Regions from separate parts of the Homo sapiens genome. Here all the other regions are linked to region 1. Evidence: chromatin loops called from intact Hi-C (ENCODE). Cell type or tissue: endothelial cell of umbilical vein. All regions are shown on one strand. Each heading gives the region's core, and the rest is flanking DNA. Links, peaks and the distances in the headings are about the cores only.

Region 1 (6,227 bases), core at 765-5,764:
AGAACCGCTATTACAAGCCCGGTAATAAGTAGCACAGGCCAGTTAGAGCATGTTCAATGCAAATCAGAAGCTTCTGTAAACACAATCAGGCAGGATTAGAGAGGCAATGAGCGGTAACACTAAAAGCAAAGGAGCTTGTGCAATGAATTAGGGAAAGAACAATCAGGCTAGAGGTTTAGGGAAACATGGGATTTCAAACAACAGGGAAAAGTCAAATGGAATGTTTCCAAAGGGACCTAAGGTGACTGTGGACAGGGCGCAGCGCCAGGAAGCGCCACCAGGGGGCAGCACAGGCCTCCCCAGCAATCCCAGACACCCTGAGGCCTCTGCACTGCAAGCCCAGGGAGACCAGTGGCCCTTGGGGCAGGGGTGTGACCCCGTGCTCCATCACCCTCACACAGCATCTGCTGGCAGGTCTGGGAGGCTGATCAGTTTGCTTGTGCTTCTAACCAAATCATGTCACCATCTTCCTCCTCTCCTCTCTGAACCCTGTATTCCCAGGTCCTGAATTCAGCCGAGATTCCGAACGCCTGCAAAGGCCCCTCTCCATCGCGGCTGGGAGGACTGACTGGGTATTTCCTCAGGCTCCTGGGCCTGTTTGATCCTCACTCCAGCTCTGGTTCAGGTCACCCTCTGACCAGGCATTCGTCCAGCCTGGGTCGTGGACAAACAGCCCCGTGGGGTGTTCTCTGAACCATGTAGGTCAATGGACAGCTCTCTCACTGGGAGGTGTGATGTGCTTGTGTTTGGGGGACTCTGAGGGGCACTCGGCTCCCTGTCCCTGCCCCGCTGCCTGGCCCCTCCTAACATACTGAGCCAAGATCTCCAGGGAGCGGCCGGCTGAGGTAGCGAGATGAGGGCAGGCCCGTCCTCTCCCCTTGGCCCAGTGTCCTCTTGCGCTCTCGGACCAGGGCCTTCTGGTGTCGCTTCATGCGCTCCAGCTGCTCCTCTGCACTCATCTTGCCTCGCTGGTGATCCCCTGAGTACAGGCGCTCCAAGGCACTCTTAGGTCTCTGAGGAAGAGGAGGCAGGCAAGAGAGACACAGAACAGCTGGGCTGGGCACGCAGAGGACAGCCACCCTGCTGGCTGCATTCCCGTTGTCTCTCTCTCACACACATGCACACTCTAGTTGGGCTCCTCTTGGCCTTAGAGAACTATTTCCTCTAAGCAACACGATGCCCCCAACCCTCAGGAGCTTTCTGAGTAGCACCCATTCTGCAGATGCAGACACTTAGGCTCAGGCCTGTCCAGTGAGGCCAGAACCCAGGGTGCAGGCTTCTTGAGCTCCCTCCTGCCACCCTGACAGGCCAGAGAGAAAGGCAGGATGCCCTCCTTGGTGGACAGTGGGTGACAGGGAGCTCAGGAGGGGCTGAGGCCACCCCAGAGGCCATCCCCAGGGCTGAAGGGATGGCCAGTTACTGTCCCCCTGGGAGACCCTCCCTCCCCATGTGAAGGAGCAGGGAGGTCCTCGACAGCTCAAGGCCACTCACAGGGAAGGTCGCCTTGCTGCTTTCGGCATTGAGACCCCTCCGGAGTGTGACGTAGGGAGCAATGGTGGACGACTGCTGGAGCCTTGACGTGGACCCTGAGAGCCCTTAGTGAGGAAAGAGAAGTGCAAGCATGTTTGTGCTGGGGTGGATGGGTCCCTGCTTCTCCCTCATCACACATTCTTGCAGGAGTACCAAGAGCACCCAGTCAATGACCCACCCTTATTTCTCTTCTTCCTCCCCAGGGCATGGAGGAGCAAGGTCCCCAATAGAGGATGGGGGCCAGCCCAGGGGTGACCTTTGTCCCTGATGGGGGGCAGTGTCCCTGCAGATCTGTGGACCACCCCAGGCTTCCCTTACATGCAGATGACTGGGCTGCCTGGCAGGTAGAAAGGCTGGCGGGGCAGGAATGCCTTTCACCCCCTGATCCATTCTTAGGCACCCTGCACAACCCAACTTGGGGTGAGGAGGACAGTGAGAAGGACACTCAACTGGCAAGAAAGCATTTAAGGAAAGGGCTCACTGAGTCTTAGAGTGGCACTCTGGAAGGTCTGAGATGGCCAAGGTGGTGGCAGCCACCCAGCACTCCGGCCTACAGGGTGCAGTGACTCTGGAGCCAGAGCACTGGGATTGTCTTCCGGTTCCACCAATGACCAGCTAATTGGCAAGTTATTTAATTTCTCTGGGCCTTAGTTTCTGTGTCTCTAAAATGGGGATGACAGTACTTTCCTCATAGGATTGTTGTGAATATCATGTCTATATAAAGTGCTTAAACAGTGCCAGGCTTTCTAGTAACTGCTATTATCATTGTTCCTGGGGACAGATGTAACAAAAGAGGAAGAGAATCAGGATGTGGGCCAGAGGAAGACAGGCCAGGTCCTCCCTCTTGGCATCCCAGACCCCCCTGACAGCTGCTGCTCACTCCTAGGCCTAGAGCTGCAGGCAGAAGGGTACGAGGCACCAGCTGAAGGCTGGAAGCAGTGTGGTGGGATTCCCAGAGAAACTCCAGGGAGGGCCCTGCCTTACCTCTGCCTGGCAGCGTCTGGTACCTGCTCTCAGGGCCCACAAGTCCTAGGGAGGGCTGGGCCATGTCCCCGCTGAGGGTCGCCAGCTCAGGCTCACTGACATACGACCGCAGCTCCACCTGTGGGCAGAGTCCCAGGTGATGTGACCTGCCAGTGTCACACCCCTTTACCTCTCCCCACATGTAGAGTGGCAGCCCCAGGGTCCCCCGCTCACCCTGGAATCCCCATTCACACACTGCCCCAGCTCCCGGTCTCGCTTCCTCTCGTCTGACTGCCGCTTGAGGCCCCGCACAGATGTGTGCCGGATGATGGTGGCCTCTCTTGGCAGAGGCGGCACAGCCGGGGGCTGGTCCTCTGGGCTGTAGAGTTCGGGGAGTGGGGGCCTGGGAGGTGCTTCATCTTCCTGCTGAGAAAGAGAACCAGACCAGTGGTCAGCGAGACGGAGCTGGAGGGAGGACTGCTAGGTACTGCCACAGTGGAGGTTTAAAGGGTAGGAACAGGCCACATCAGAGCCACAGAACATGACTGCCTCAGCCAAGGAGCACTCACACTTCCCCTGGCGGAGCAGTGAAGAAGGGACATGCTCTGCTCCTCTATCCCCTCAGAGGTATACAGTTTCTATTCCTCCAAGTGTTACCTGTATAACTGTGTCCTGAAACCCAGGACTCAGGTCTCCTGGGTCCATGCCCTCGGTGCTGTGCTGAACTGCTCCCTCCGCTCATCTGGAGTGCACATCGCAGGCAGGCTGCTAACCCTGCCCTGACTTCCATGCTTATCACAGCACCACCTACCTGGAGAGTAACATCTACCCACTCAGCAGTGCTCAGCCTGAGCCGGCTCATTGGCCCTACACGAGCTCTGGCGCCTTCAGCAAGGTGGGGACCTGAACAAGGACAGAGTCTACATCCTCCTGGCCTTTCTATCAGAAATGTGCATGGTTACAAAATATTTCCTCCTTCCTGACTCAGACAGAACAGGCGGTCAGGATGAGTGACTCACTGCCTACCATGCAGTTCATTCCCTAGAATGTGATGAATGCAACATTTTCCTTGAAACTCCCTGTCCACAGTGTTCTGTGAGGGCTGTGGTTCCTCTACATATCAACAGACCGGCCCCTGGTTGCCATGAACACCCACTCGCAGGACTAACGACCATCATGCCTTCCACCTCCTAAATTCCCTCTTTCTCGGTCTAATTTGGTTTTGTTTTTAAGAATTTTGCAGAGTTCAGGAAAGGGCACTCCAAGCTCTTGGAAAGTTCAGGAAAGAGCACTCCAAAGCAAAGGTTTATCAACAATCTTCACTGATGTGTGAAAGTTAAGCCATCTGCCTAAGATACGCACTGGTTCTCTGAGGATCCACAGTTTCCAATCCTGACAAGATATCCGAATCACCAATTTCTAAAAAGCTCCCCAGAAAGATAAACATAAAACATTGATTGCCTTTGATTGAATGGAATGTCTGGAGGCAGAGGGTGGGAAGGAGACATGTTATTATGTACTTTTTTATATCTTTTGCTTTTGTATCTTTTGAGAATATTATCTAATTTATTTTTAAAAAGACATTAAACTCAAGAAAATAAGTCAAATAAAAATAAAAGAACTATAGCCACATGCAACAATGTATATAAATCTCACAAACATAATGTTGAAGAAAAGATGCAAGACACAAAATAGTATATAGAATTATATACCAGCATAATCACAGTGTTTAGGAGTCAACACAGGTACTAAAATTAAAAAAAAAAAAAAAGGCAAGGGGATTATTATCCAAAAAGTCAAGATTGTGGTTACTTCTGGCAGACAGGAAGCAGCTTGGCCTGGGAAAGAACCCACAGGCTTCTGGTTGCTGGCAGTGTTCTATTTCTTAGTCTAGCTGTTGGTATAAAACAGGTGGTCTCTTTATTGTTATTTGTTAAATTATATAATCCTGTTTTATGTCATTTTCAGGATGGATATTATTGTTTCACAAATATAAATGGGTTTTATTTTGTTTTGAGACAGGGTCTTGCTGTATTGCCCAGGCTGGAGTGCAGTTGTGTAATCACAGGTCACTGCAGCCTCAAACTCCTGGGCTCAAATGATCCTCCTGCCTTAGCCTTCCCAGTAGCTGGGACGACAGGCAAGCAGCACCACGCCCATCTTATAAGTGTTAAAAACAAGTAAGTAATAAAACAAATGGTAAAACTGGCAAACACACATATATTCCTAGGAGAGAGGACCTCTCCTGGTGATCCTGATGCTCACCCAAGCTGAGAAAGCCCTGCCTGAGAGCCACAGATGACCAAGCTGAGGAGGAGCCTCTGTGACCATCTACAAAAGGGAAAATGAGGAGGCTCAGGGAAGGGACGGACTTGCCTGAGGACACAGTGAGAGAATCAGTCCCGGAATCTGGGTGTCCCAGCTCCTATGCCAGTGCCTTTTTCCCCTACGCCCTGTCCCAGCTGGCAGCATTCTGCCCTATGTTGGCAGCCATCTGCCCCAGACATTCCTGCTGTTTGTTTTGGAATTTTCCCTCTCCTGTTTTAGGGCTAGAGCTCCAGTCCACCTCTTGGATCTGGGATTGGGAAGGAGATCTCAAGATGCTGAAATCCACAGTGACTCTCTGGCTGGGTGCTGGGCCATATCCTGGGTCCAGCTCTGGGCCCTGGACTATGGCTGGAAGCAGGTAGATGGTGAAGACCAGGGCAGCAGAACTCATGTGTTTTACCCAGCACTGTGCACTGACCTCATCAGAGGTCCAGGCACACACAATGCCCAGGTAAGTCTCCTCCAAGCCTTTGTTGGCAAAAATCTGGAGGGCCCCATTCCGAGGTCCACTCTTCTATGGCTTCCCTGCACTGGGACCAGCCTCATTGTGTTCTCCAGCCAAGGCTGGCCTGGCCCTGGAGGCGTGAGCTCTCTTGGGACCTGACCACATCTCCTATTTCTTTAAAGTCTCCTGCATTCCCAGACTCTGCCAAGAGCTTGGCCCCTTTCTATGCCAGGCAAACCAAGGTGCTGGCCCAGTCAGCCACAGAGGCCACAGACCGGATCTGGGACTGAAAGCCCAATTAGATGGCAGATGGCACAGAATAAAAGAGAAGGGCCAGGAGATGTGATTGGATTCACTAGTTAGCATGGAGACATTGAGCAAATGTCAACAATTTAGGCTCTTAGTTTTCTTCTCTGTGGAATGGGGATACTGCTCTTGCTGTGTATACTCTGCGAGGTTATTTTAAAGATCAAAGCATCCTCACAACCCAGCCCAGTGCTCAGCGGCGGGTGAAGGGAAGGACACTTTTCCACTGGACTGAACTCACTGCCCACAGGCTGTGTAACTGCAGGAGAGCCCCCTGCGGATTTGCACAAAGGTTTGCATGGGGACAGCTTCGTCCACAGCCACACACCTCTCTGCAGATCACAAACTCCACCCTACTCAGCACGCTCACTTCTTCTTGGTGGGCCTCAGTTTTCCCAACTGCAAAATGGGAGAGTTGGGTTAGATCATCTTCCAGGGCTCTTCCAGTTCTGACAGTCTAAGGCACAATAGCAGGGAAATACTACTTTTTAACTGCTTGTGACTAAGGACTCCTTTAGGACGCTGGCTGGGTCCATTTCCCCAAGTTTTCCCAGGAGTTTCTCTCCCAGGAGAAGGTAATCTGAGGACAGAGAGGAAACAATGGCATTCAGCTCCTAGTTATCACTACTTACAACTTTGGGCTTCGCCTTAGTTG
Region 2 (6,227 bases), core at 801-5,800, 110 kb after region 1:
GGATAAGTGATTTGCTGAAAGGCAAAGATCCCTTATAAGTGGTAAGGGCATGAACTGAACTTTGCTCTTTGAGCTTTATACCATACTTGTGAGCTGTTCTTGGCCTGCTCTTACTGGTCCCAGGTGTCAGCAGGGAGCCCAGGTGCTAGGGGTAGGCAGGGAAGTGTCAGTGAGCTCACCTGGATAAGGTGTGGGGGGCAGGCACTTGGTGGTGCTGCTCCTCATCTCTCTCCCCTTTAGCTGGGAGGGTGCCTAAACCTTACTTGCAGACAAACACAAATGCACATAGTTAATGGGAAGGCCTTTAAGCCCCAGAGCATGTCACTGTCCAGCCAGAGAAATCCAGGTCACACTCCAAGTTGCTAACCTAATGTGTAATGGGAAAATAACTCTACACATTTAAGGCTCTCACAGGCTGTAAATCCTCAGCTTTACTCTGATTGCATGGCAGCAAATTCTGCTCTCAAACATACAGTTGGAACTCAATAAATTTCACTTCACTGATCCATAAATCTTGTTTAAAAAAATATATGCATGGTTCAGTCTGTCCTTAGCTCAGGTGGAAAGGAAGACACTAGAGTGAATTTTCATTCTGTTAATGCCTTGTAACTTTCATGAGGTGTTTTACTAGGTTACAAGTAGACTATGAAATTCTGGCATAAGCAATTATACTTGGACAATAAAATGGAACAAATGACCTACAGCATAGACACCCCATTATATTTCTTCCTTTTGCATTTATTCAACTTGACATAAGCACTCATCACTGCCTTCCAGATCTTTTCCCTTTAAATAAAATTGTACACAAAATTGTATACAACATTGTGATCATTAACAACTGGGTGGTCCTTGAACAAACTCAAAGGGCAAGAAAGAAATGAGAGGATGAAAGGGAGGAGGCTTTGAGGAATGGCTCAATTCCAACATCAGTTCAGTTCATGGACAAACACTCATGAGATCTCTCACTTTTTTCCCCCAAAAAATCTTTTTTCTAGGACAGAAAATCTCTAACTACCTCAAGTGGCATAACATGTGGAAGTCATGATTTTTTATTTTTTTTTTTTTTTGAGACAGAGTCTCACTGTCACCCAGGCTGGAGTGCAGTGGCGCGATCTCAGCTCATTGTAACCTCCACCTCCCAGGTTCAAATGATTCTCCTGCTCAGCCTCCCTAGTAGCTGGGATTATAGGCGCCCGCCACCACAGCCAGCTAATTTTTTTATTTTTAGTAGAGACAGGGTTTCACCCCATGTTGGCCAGGCTGGTCTCGAACTCCTGACCTCAGGTGATCCGCCTGCCTCGACCTCCCGAAGTGCTGGGATTACAGGCATGAGCCACTGCACCCAGCCATGATGTTCTTTTTGTATGACCCAATGGGATACATATTTTATGAAACATTTTTGGTTCCCTACTTATAAAAAATAATATATACTCCTTAGAGAAAAATGGAAAAAAGCTGTCTAGGAAAGCAGAGAGCTGAAGAAAAAATAAATCAGCTCTAGGCTCACCAGCCAGACAATAGGCTGAGAGCTCAATATTTAATTTTGTGCTAAATTAAATCCATTTTTTCACTTTACTATAGTGAAGACAAACTAATATAAGCCAAAAGTTTGAGAAAACTGCATGGGGGTTTATCCTTTCTCCTCTAAATTCCACCACTAGCAACTCATTTATTTAGGTAAGCATTATCCTTCCCAATATGTCTTTTCTCTTTTTTCGGGGGTGGGAAGGAACAGCTTTATTGAGATAGAATTCACATGTCAAACAATTCACTTAAAGTGTACAGTGTAGCTGGGCATGGTGGCTCACGCCTGTAATCCCAGCATTTTGGGAGGCCAAGGCCGGAAGATAGCTTGAGCTCATGAGTTCAAGCCCAGCCTGGACAACATAGCAAAACCCCATCTCTACAAAAAATACAAAAAAATTAGCTGGGTATGGTGGTGCACGCCTATAGTCTCAGCTACTCAAGAGGCTGAGGTGGGAGGATGGTTTGACCCAGGAGGTGGAGGTTGCAGTGAGTGGAAATCACACAGTGCACTCCGGCCTAGGCAGAAGAGCCAGACCTTGTCTCAAAATATAATAAAAATAAAGTATACAATGCAATGGCTTTTAGTATACTGAGAGTTATACGATCATCACCCCAATCAAATTTAAAACATTTCATTGCCCTAAATGGAAGTCCCATACTCTCTAGCGATCACCCCAGCTCCAGCCCTAGGCAGCCATAAATCCACTTTCTATCTCTCTGGATTTCCCTATTCTGGACATTCCATATAAATAGGCTTAGACACTAGGTCATCTTTTGTGACTGGCATCTTTCATTTAGCATAATGTTTACAAGGTTCATTGTTGCGTTCTTGTTGTAGCATGTACCAGTACTTCATTCCTTCCTATGGCCAGATAATATTCCATTATATAGACACACCACATTTTATTTATCCACCCATCAGTTGACGGACTTTGGGTTTTCACTTTGAGGATATTATGAATCATGTAGCTATGAATTGCGTACAAGTTTTTGTGTAGGTGGACATGGTTTCACTTCTCTTGGGTATATACCTAGGAATGGAATTCATGACTCATATGGTAACTTTACGTTTAACCTTTTGAGAACGTGCAGCTGGCTTCCAAGGTGGCTCCACCATTTTACACTTCTACCAGCAGTGCATCAGTGTTCCCACTTCTCTACGCCCTCACCAGCACTTCTAAAGTATCTGTCCTTTTTAATATAAACATCCTAGGGTGTGTAAAGTAGTATTTCATTACGGTTTTGTTTTGCATTTCCTTGATGGCTAATGATGCTGAGCATCTTTTCATTTGCTTATTGGTCATTTGTGTATCTTCTTTGGCCCAGCTTGTCTTTTAAACTGCAAGTACCTCTGGACAGAGACACTCCCTGAATTCAAATGTTACTTATTAGCTGAATTATCCTAGGCAAGTCATTTAACTTTTATTAGCTTCAGGTTCCTTCTCTGCAATGTAGAGATAATATTAACTACCCAACAGATGTGAGGATTGAAATAACACAGGTAAAGGACTTAGCAGACAGCTGGGCACACAATAAACAGTCAGCAAGTGACAGTTATTATTAACAACACCCTTATTCACACTTTACAATCCATAAATGCTTTGAAACAGCTCTTCCCATAAGGAGAGAGCCTAAGATCTGGGACAGAGAAGTTGGGAGCAAAGGGCAAGGGGAGCTCAAAAGAGTTGAATTAAAAGGAAAATGAAAACAATTACTTATGGGCCATTTTCACAGTCTTGTTTTAGTTATCATTGCCAAAGGTCAGCCTAGAGCCTACTCCTGCACCCTTCCAATCATGATGTAAACACCTAGTTCACTGTATTAAATCCATTTCTGTTTAGAAAAGCGAGAATAACTTCTCACTACTGCTACTGAACCCTGACTGAACAGGAAGGAAGGAAGGTCTTAGTCACAGCTCTATAATTACAGCCATGCACACGGCCTGGCATATAACATTAGGTGATCAGTAGCTGAAGTGAACCAAATGGAATCAATGAGTACATTAATGAATGGAATGAATAAATGGGCAAACAGAGCATGTTTGGGATGTTTGCTCAGTTAGGTGAATGAGGATCCCCTCATCCAGAGGGTCCCAGGGAAGGCTGAGATCAGTTCCCAGGACTGGCAGCCAAGGTTCTCATTGACCATCCATAACCCATCACCATTGCACAGACGCCTACATTAGAATATCTTTCATTTTTTTGTTGCCAACACTCAGGGATTATGGATTGTAGAGAATGCTGTTTTCCTGTATTTCTTAAAGTCATGAGAAGGTGAAAAGGCCTCCACTGTGCTTCTTGGCATATAAATAACTCACAGCATAAAGAAAGGGGAGTCAATGGTTCCAAATTCAAAATAAAGATAGGCTCTTCTCACAACGTCCAAATTACAGAGTCCTCCAGGCAGAAATAGAGACATCTTTCAAAGAAATTCTATTTGCCCATTCAATTCCAAAAGACATAATCAAACTAAGAAAACTCTTCCATGCCTTCCACAAATTGATTTAGTTTCAGCAGCCACCTGGGGCAGCACACAGTCAGACAGCAAACAGGCCTTTCAGTTTTTGTCCTTCTTGCCATGTTCTCTTCCTTCAGAGACTGGAAAAGGATCGCTGCAACTTCATTCTTCAACATGGTACAAAGATACAGCCTGCTCTACATTCCTGCTGTACAATTCTGCAAATCACTATCTTTCCCTCAGATCTTTCACAGCCAAAATTGTAGAACCCTCTCAAAAACCTTCAAGCTATCAGAGTATGACAGGTTTCGATTTTGCAGTCCATTTTGGGCTCCCTCTTGACAGGCCTTCATTGGCTTAAAACATTTGTTATTCTTACGTGCTATCATTTATTGAAATCATTTACAGAACATTCCTTCACACATGTCACCTCATTCTCCATGCACAAGCAACATCTGAGTGCCTGCTCTGTACCCATCCATTGGGAATATAGCTCCTCTAAGCTCCAAACAGATTTTTTTCAGGGTCAGTACTTCCAAAGACTATTTCTGAAGTTGTCCATCACAGCATTATTTTTACAGTCAAAAACTGGAAACTATGAAGTAATGGTTGAGCAAAATAAGGTGTTTATACTTGATGAAACATTGTACAGCCATTAAACATAAAGTTTATAAAGAATCTAAGCTTAACAGATCTTTGTGTTAAATGAAAACCAAGCAGCAACCACATCATATATAAAATATAATCTCAATTATCTTTACAAAATGCAAGGAATGAATATTGGATAAAAATAAGCCAAAATGTTAATTCTAAGATTATGCATATCTCTTCTGCATATTTCTCTGAATATTACTGCTTATTTGTGGAAAATTTAGAAAATAAAAGCATACATAATAAAAATTAACTGTAATATGCCACCACTGTTACTAATTTGGTATTTTGCTATCCATTATTTAAGAATAAAAATTCATAAATATACTTTGCATATATTGCTTTCAAATTTTAAAACTTCAAAATGGGGAAGAATAAGAAATGTTTAGACATAAAAAGATAACGCAATGTTAACTGAAAAAGTCAAAATCATATATATGACTAAAAGCATGTTATGTAAAAAGACTTCTCACTACTTTGTACCCTGTCAAATCCATGCCATATCATGTACACCTATTTAAAATAAATAAAAGACAGGGCTGGACACAGTGACTCACGCCTGTAATCTCAGCACTTTGGAAGGCCAAAGTGGCAGATTACTTGAGCTCAGGAGTTTGAGACTAGCCTGGGCAACATGGCAAAACCCCATCTGTACCAAAAATACAAAAATTAGCTGGGTGTGGTGGCACACACCCATGGTCCCAGCTACTTGGGAGGCTGAGGTGGGAGGATATCTGGAGCCTGGGAAATCGAGGGTGCAGTAAGCCATGGTCATGCCACTGCACTCCAACCTGGGTGTCAGAGCAGGAAGATCCTGTCTCAAATTTTAAAAATAAATTAATTAAAATAAAATAAATGTTATTTCCCCACTCTTCTATAAAATCCAGAAGATACATTAAGGTGAAGTGAATATGGCTGTTTTTCCCCTTTGTCTATTATCCCATTTTTTTATGTAATGCAGTTATATGACCTTCATAGTATAAAAGAATTTTTTTTTAATTCTATACTTTCCTCAAGGTCATGATAACCCAAACTGTATATCAGGCAATTTCTCTTTAAGCAAGCTGAGCCCACAGCCCCTCTCCAAGCTGACTTCTTTGCAGCAGAGCCCCAGGGAAGAGCAAAATGAGGCCCTCTGGGGTGGAGCCACAGAACCTCAGCCACACACAGTGCCATGGTATTGCTAGAAGGTGAAAAGCTGGGTAAGAAGGCCTCAGAAATGACTGGAGAGGGAGATCAGTTTGTTTTTCAACTGTCTCTGTATTTCATTCCCTTAAGCATTCTTCCCCAAAGCTCCCACTCCACCATCCCCTGGAATGGGGGTAATGGATTAGGCGCTGAGTAATCATTAGTCTCACGACCCCATCTGAACTCAAAGCTACAAACACTTTCAATATGAAGTGTTTAATTTATTTAAGACAGGAATCACCTCCACTTTACAGCTGAGGAAGATGAGGCTCTAGAAGGTTAAGTCCAATCAGCCAAAACTCAGGCCTTAGTCTCTGAAGGCTGTGCTTTCCTTGATAGCAGCCCTCTAGGGCCCTGGAGTGAGGGACAGCTCTTCTCATTCAGGCTCTCGGCACTGCTGAGGG
Region 3 (6,227 bases), core at 461-5,460, 220 kb after region 1:
ACAAAAATTCACCTGCCTAACCTCAAGCTTTTCTGCTTCAAGAAATGGACTCCGAGGCCAGGCACAGTGGCTCATGCCTGTAATCCGAGCACTTTGGGAGGCTGAGGCAGGCGGATCACTTCAGGTCAGGAGTTTGAGACCAGCCTGGCCAACATGGTGAAACCCTGTCTCTACTAAAAATGCAAAAATTAGCCAGTCATGGTTGTGCACACCTGTAGTCCCAGCTACTTAGGGGGTGGCCGAGGCATGAGAATCACTTGAACCCAAGAGGCAGAGGTTGCAGTGAGCTGAGATCGTGCCACTGCACTCCAGCCTGGGCGACAGAGCAAAGCTGTCTTTAAAAAAAAAAAGAAAGAAAAAGAAAAGAAAGAAAAGAAATGGACTCTGGAGAGTATTAAAACATTTGCTGGCCAGGCATGGTGGCCTGCATTTGTAGTTCCAGCTACTTGGGAGGCTGAAGTGAGAGGATCACTTGGCCCCAGGAGTTCAAGGCTGCAGTGAGCTATGATTGCACCACTGCACTCCAGACTAGGAGACAGAGGAAGATTCTGTTTCTTAAAATTTTTTCAAAAATTAAAATGTTTTAATCTGCTAAATATGAGGAGCAACTGAATACATCCTGTAAAACCTCACACAACTTTCCTGTGCAAGGAGCCATTAGGAAAAATAAAATCAGCCATGTCAATGCTTTGTCGCTCTCACTTTATGAGCCAGATTAGAGGAGGCTCCTGCCCTCAACACAAAAATCAAACATTCAGAAATGCTCACGGCAAAGCTAAGAAATCAGACAACAGTAAAACATTTTTCATGTGGGGGGCGGGGGATGAGGGAGAGAACAATTACTCCCAAAACCCTTAAGTCTCTCAAAAAATTGTCACAGAAGGACGTCAGAAGTACAATCACCTGCCACAGGGCCCTGCCTTTGAGGGTAGGGAACACTGTCACACATTGCTTTTTCTAGGCCTGGGAGGAGTCAGCCAAGGCCCTGGGGGCACAGGAGCTCACTGTAGGAAAATCATTAGGGACCTCACAGACAAGTTACCATGGAAGAGTCAGCAAAGGTGTGGAAGGCTGTGCTCCAGCCTCCAGAGTCCCACACGCGGCCTCACACACCCAGCCCAAGGCTGCACCTGGTACTTTGGGACACTTGCAGCCCTTCCTCCCGCCAAATGAATGATGGGCCCTGCCCCTGGGTGACGCTAGTGAGATGCAGGCCATGGATCCCATCCCTCTCACCTTCTTAGAAACACTGCTCCAGCAACTGCCCCGTCTCTTTACTGCAGCATCGACTTCTTCCTCTCAGTGGGATCATTCCCATCAAAACAAACATGCTGTACAATCTCCCACCAAAAAAAAGAACCCTCCCTCAAACCCACATCCTCTCCAATTACCGGCTAATGTCTCAACTCCACTTTGCAACAAAACTACCTGGAAGATTTGCCTAACTGACTCCCTGTCTTCACCCCGTGTTTTATCTTCCACCTACTCCAGTCAGATTTTGTCCTTTAAGGCTTCTGTGACCATGCATTCTCCTGGGGTTTCTCCTACCTTCTCAGTCCTTCTCAGTCTCCTTGCTGGCTTCACCTCTCACCCCTCTAAACACTGCTTTGACCATCCAAAGCCTCAGAACATCTCTCTTCTGTCTGTACTCTCTTCCTAGGGGATTTCATCTAATCCCATGGCCTTGAATAACATCTATTATACCCAATGGGTCTCTTCTGTCCTCTCTCCCCACCAAGCTTCAGATCACACTATCTGACATACTCATATCTCAAATGTAAGATGGCAAAACAAGATCTCATGATTCTCCTCCACCCCAAACCGGCTCTTCCCATCTCAACGATATGAATGCTATCCACTCAGGTGCCCAAGCCCTGAGGAGTCATCTTTGCCTCTTCTCTTTCTCCCACAGACTATTCAGTCCATCATGAAGGTGTGAAGAGCCTATTTCCTAAACACAGCCTGAATGTGACCACTACTCCCTGTCTACTGTGCTACCACCCTCAGGCAAGCCACTTCTAACTCCTGCCTGGAAGAGGGCAACAGCCTCAGCTGCTCTCCTGCCTCCCCCTGCAGTGGCCACCTACAATCCAATCTCCTCACAGTGATCGTTCTAAAAACACACACCAAATCATGCCATTTCCCTGCTTAAAACCCTCCAATGACGTTTCACTGGGCTTAGAATAAAGTATGAAAATTCCTCACCCCGGCTCACAAAGCTTTGCGGCATTTACCTTTCTCCTACCTGTGACCTCTCCTCATGCCACTTTCTCCCTTGTGCACCACATTCCAGCCTTCCTGCTCCTTAAACTCCAAGCTCTTTTCTGCCTTAAGCCCTTGCCCTGGCTGTTCGCTCTTCCCGAAATGCTTTGCCAACTCATCATCACATGATGTCTCCTTCTTGTCATTCAAATTTTACTTTAAATGTTGCCTATTCAGAAACACCATCCCGATCTCCCAGTACAACCAAGCCACCCAGTCACTCCATGTCACATCACCTTATTTTAACTTTCTGCACAGTAGTAACCACGATCTGATATTATTATTTGTGTTTTTTACTTATTTTCTACTCCCTTCCCTCTCCTATTAGATTGCAAGCTCCATGAGCACCTAGAACTTTTCTGTTTTTTGTTCCCAATGCCTAGAACAACGTGTGAACGTGTGGCACACAGGAAAATTGTAATAACATCAACTGATGCAGTTATGAGCCAGAGAGGCCCACTGACAGCAAGACTCTGATGGCCCCAGCCAACTCCCCAACTTCACATACACACATATGAGGCAGGGCAATAGAACCGCAGCAAGGCCCTAGTCCTTAGGTCTGTAAATCTCACCCATCAGTATTTTCAACTATTATGCAAGAACCCAAACCAGAAAAGGAGGTTCCGGGGTTTTCTTGAAATAGGCTGCTTTATTCCTAACAGTAGTAGTTCTGACTCACAGTCGCCGAGGTACACCCAGTCAGTACTAGTCAGACCACCGTCCAGACCTTTGGCGAGCTGATTCATTCAGTGAACAAACATTTACCGAGTGCCTACTTGCTGTCCGGCACTGGGGCAAGGGGTCAAAGGCAGTGTCTGGCCTCCCGGAGCTCAGCAGGCAGAGGGAAACACGCTGCAACACAGACTCCCGCCGGAGTGGGAAAGCAAAGCCTGTACTGGCATAGGAGCCTGACCCGCGCCTTCACTTACTGCGCCCCAATCTGACATGGACTGATCCTACAGACCCAGGGTAACCTGGCTGGTGCGCCAACACTCCGGGGCTTTTGCGGAAAAGTCGCCCGTGGACTAACGGAAGCACCAGCAATCCCCCGGTTCAGCTCCGGCCGAAGAGACGCGGAGCGCTCGAGGAAAGTCATTGGTTGACCAGTTCCCTTCCCCACCCCCTCCCTCCCCGCAGGCCCGCGCAGTGGATGGAGGCCGGGGGCGAGGTTCCGACTCTCCAAGACCATCCCAGAGCCTGCGGCGGGAGAGGGGGCGTCCTCCTAAGCGAGATTCCCCTAGTCTCTCCCTCTCCCCACTCCAACCCCGCAGGCCCACACCAGGACAGAACTTCTCGTTCTACTCCTCCCACCCGAGCCCATCCAGGTCCCGGCACTCGCCTCTCCCGGCGGGGCGCAGCCCCAGACCCTAGAGGGGAGGCGTGCCCAGCCCGCACACCAGCACCCGAATCCAGCCGGATTGCAAGGTCCAGGGCGCAGAGTCTGCGGCCTCTTCCCCCCCGGCCCAGGTCCCCAGCGTAGGTGCGGCCCCCACCGCCTTCCTCTCGGAGGCCGCCAAACAACTTGGGCACACAAAACGTTGAGTGTGGCCGCGGCGCAGCGCGCGCCAACGAGCCCGGGCCGGCGGGAGCAGAGGAAGGGCGGGGCGCCCGGCGGGAACGGGGAGGGACCCCCCCCCCGCGGCACAGGTGCGAGCGCGGCGGCCCCACTCACTCACTCGATGAAGTAGCTGGCGCCCTCCTCCGTGAAGCCCTCCTCCCAGCCGCGGGGCAGGTCTGCGGAAACGCCAGAAAAGTCGGGTCAAACTTGGGCCGCCGCTGCGCGCGCCCCCCACCCGCCGGCCCGGCGCCCACCTGAGCGGATCATGTGGCCCGAGTTGACGGGCTCCCCGGTGCGCGGATGCAGCCAGGTCGTGCAGCGGAGCTGGTCACTGCGGGCAGAGAGGTGCACCTGTTAGCGCCGCCACAGCCCGCCGGGTGCCCGCCCGGCCCCCGCCCCCGCGCCCCCACCCGCGTCCCCGCGTCCCCGGGTCCTCGCGCCGCACTTGATGAAGAAGACGCGGCCATCCCGGCACACCCCGTAGGACCAATGCTCAGGTAAAGTGTCCCGCCCGACCGTCGCCGCCGCCATGTTCGCCGAGCGCGGAGCCGCCGCGGGGTGGGGGGGAGGGGGCGGGGGCGCGGGCAGGGGCGGAGGCGGGGGCGGTGGCGGGGGCTCGGCCTGCGCGTGGCCCGGCGGCGCCGCGAGGCGCTCCATCCAGGCGCGGGCTCCTGAGGGAGCGACCGCCCGGCCGGGTCCTGGCGCCCGGAGTTCGCAGCCGCTCCGGCCAACCCAGCGCAGTGCCCGCGGCCTTTGTCCCCGAGCCTTCCCCGCCCCCAGCCTGCTGGCACCGGCGCTCCCCTTTGCCCCCGAGGCCGGGAGACCCGGGCGGCGCGGGGGGCCGCTGGCGGGGGCCGCTGGCGGGCGCGCCTGGGCAGCTTCGGGGCGCGCGGTTGGACCCGACCAACTCCGAAAACGGCGAGCGCCCGAACGCTCAGTAAACCCCAGCCGACCCGCACCACAGAACTTCCCGACCCGGGAACTCCGCTTGTGTGTGAACCAAGTTAACACTCAGGTTCCTGCCATATTCCCAGCCTCCTTCTCTTCCCCTGTAAGGTTAATCGAGTCCACACGGGATTGTTGTGTAGATTAAATGAAGTAACAATCGCATAAAGTGCTTAACCGGACCATGGCATGTAGTAGGTGCTCTATCAACGGCAGGCCGAGCGCGATTTCATTTTCCCAAGTTTTCAGCTGGGATGTGAAACAGGAGGGAGCAGGGTTACCGCCACACACCACTGAGGTTGCAGGGATCGCAAGCTCTTGCCTTCAGTTTCTGTCAAGTAACAGAAAAAAGGGGTTTTGAGGGCTCGGCAGCACGTCCATCTCTGGAAGAGCGGTGGCCAGGCGGGGCCTCTAGGGGGCCCTGCAAAGCTCTTTGCAGTGGCGGCACCCTCTCATATTCGGGTCTTTACTCCTATCTTATCTCCTCGGGGAGCCCTCCCTGAGCCCTCTGCAAAGAAAATCCTTCCCCTCCTTCCCTCGCTATTTCATTACTTGTTTACATTTAATTGATATTTGTGTTTGTCTTGTTTGTTGTATATTAGTTCCAACATGTCAGCTGGATGAGAGAAGGGGCTTTGATCTACCTCATACACTGCCTGGTCTCCAATGCCTGGAACAGCACCTGACTCATGTATGCATTACGCATTCAATAACTGTAGGATGGGGTGGGGCACGGTGGCTCAGGCCTGTAATCCCAGCACTCTTGGAGGCCGAGGCGGGTGAATCACTTGAGGTCAGGAGTTCTATTCCAGCCTGGCCAACATGGTGAAACCCCGTCTCTACCAAAAAAATACAAAAGCTAGCCGGGCGTGGTGGCGGGCGCCTGTAATCCCAGCTACTCAGGAGGCTGAGGCGGGAAAATCGCTTGAACCAGGGAGGCAGAGGTTGCAGTGAGCCGAGATCGCGCCGCTGCCCTGCAACCTGTGCAACAGCGAGACTCAGTCTAAAAAAAAAAACTGCAGGATGAGTGAATGAAACATACTCCACACTCAGACTCCCGGCCACACACACACACACACACACACACACACACTGAGCAAAGACAGAGCAGCAGCTGGGCTCCAGCTGTTGTCAGGCCCAGCCTTCTCGGGACATAGGCTCTGATTGATGGGAGGAGGCGCGCCTGAAAGTGAGACTGTATGCAATGTGAGCACTAGTTATTCAGAAAGGTGCCCAAACAGGTGGAATTAGGCTGGACCCTGAAGGACTGGTTAGGTTTGACTGGGAAAAGAGCACTCCAGAGGGGAGGGATGGGAGAGCATGCACATAATTTTGGGAGGGCTGTGAGATGTTGATGAGACCATAAAGGGGCCCTTCCTTGGGAACAGACAGTGGTGTTGGGGAAGGAGGCATTTATGAGTTAGAAGAGGTAACTGGTTGCAGAGGACGGGGGACACCTGTC

What was found. Peaks named below come from ENCODE experiments on the same cell type or tissue, not always from the same donor. Only the 100,000 strongest peaks of a DNase experiment are listed, where the experiment ranks them.
Region 2: a loop joins it to region 1, with 5 times the contacts of the local background. A loop is called at or near these places in 2 of 110 quality-filtered maps.
Region 3: it touches region 1 in a loop (4-fold over the local background); 3 of 110 quality-filtered maps call a loop at or near these places.

What each region holds. Positions count from the first base shown.
Region 1 is chr11:16,788,284-16,794,510 of GRCh38, forward strand. It overlaps PLEKHA7 (pleckstrin homology domain containing A7), which reads right to left. Exons shown (of 27, transcript NM_001329630.2): 19 at 6,205-6,227; 20 at 2,728-2,916; 21 at 2,515-2,632; 22 at 1,492-1,595; 23 at 813-1,013. Among named protein-coding and RNA genes, the nearest start is that of C11orf58, 53 kb to the left of the region's middle. RefSeq lists enhancers at 2,262-2,762, 2,763-3,263. In endothelial cell of umbilical vein, for the core only: no CTCF peak of the experiment used is centred there; DNase peaks (open chromatin) are centred at 3,518 and 4,348; H3K27ac peaks cover 2,632 bases.
Region 2 is chr11:16,899,799-16,906,025 of GRCh38, forward strand. The region is part of intron 3 of PLEKHA7 (pleckstrin homology domain containing A7); the gene reads right to left. Among named protein-coding and RNA genes, the nearest start is that of SNORD147, 23 kb to the right of the region's middle. In endothelial cell of umbilical vein, for the core only: no CTCF peak of the experiment used is centred there; a DNase peak (open chromatin) is centred at 3,393; H3K27ac peaks cover 1,186 bases.
Region 3 is chr11:17,010,051-17,016,277 of GRCh38, forward strand. It overlaps PLEKHA7 (pleckstrin homology domain containing A7), which reads right to left and starts at 4,364. Exons shown (of 27, transcript NM_001329630.2): 1 at 4,266-4,364; 2 at 4,075-4,151; 3 at 3,939-3,996. The coding sequence starts at 4,351. RefSeq lists an enhancer at 2,126-2,887 and a silencer at 2,772-3,066. In endothelial cell of umbilical vein, for the core only: CTCF peaks have their summits at 5,171 (motif pointing right) and 5,373; DNase peaks (open chromatin) are centred at 3,151 and 4,981; H3K4me3 peaks cover 2,225 bases.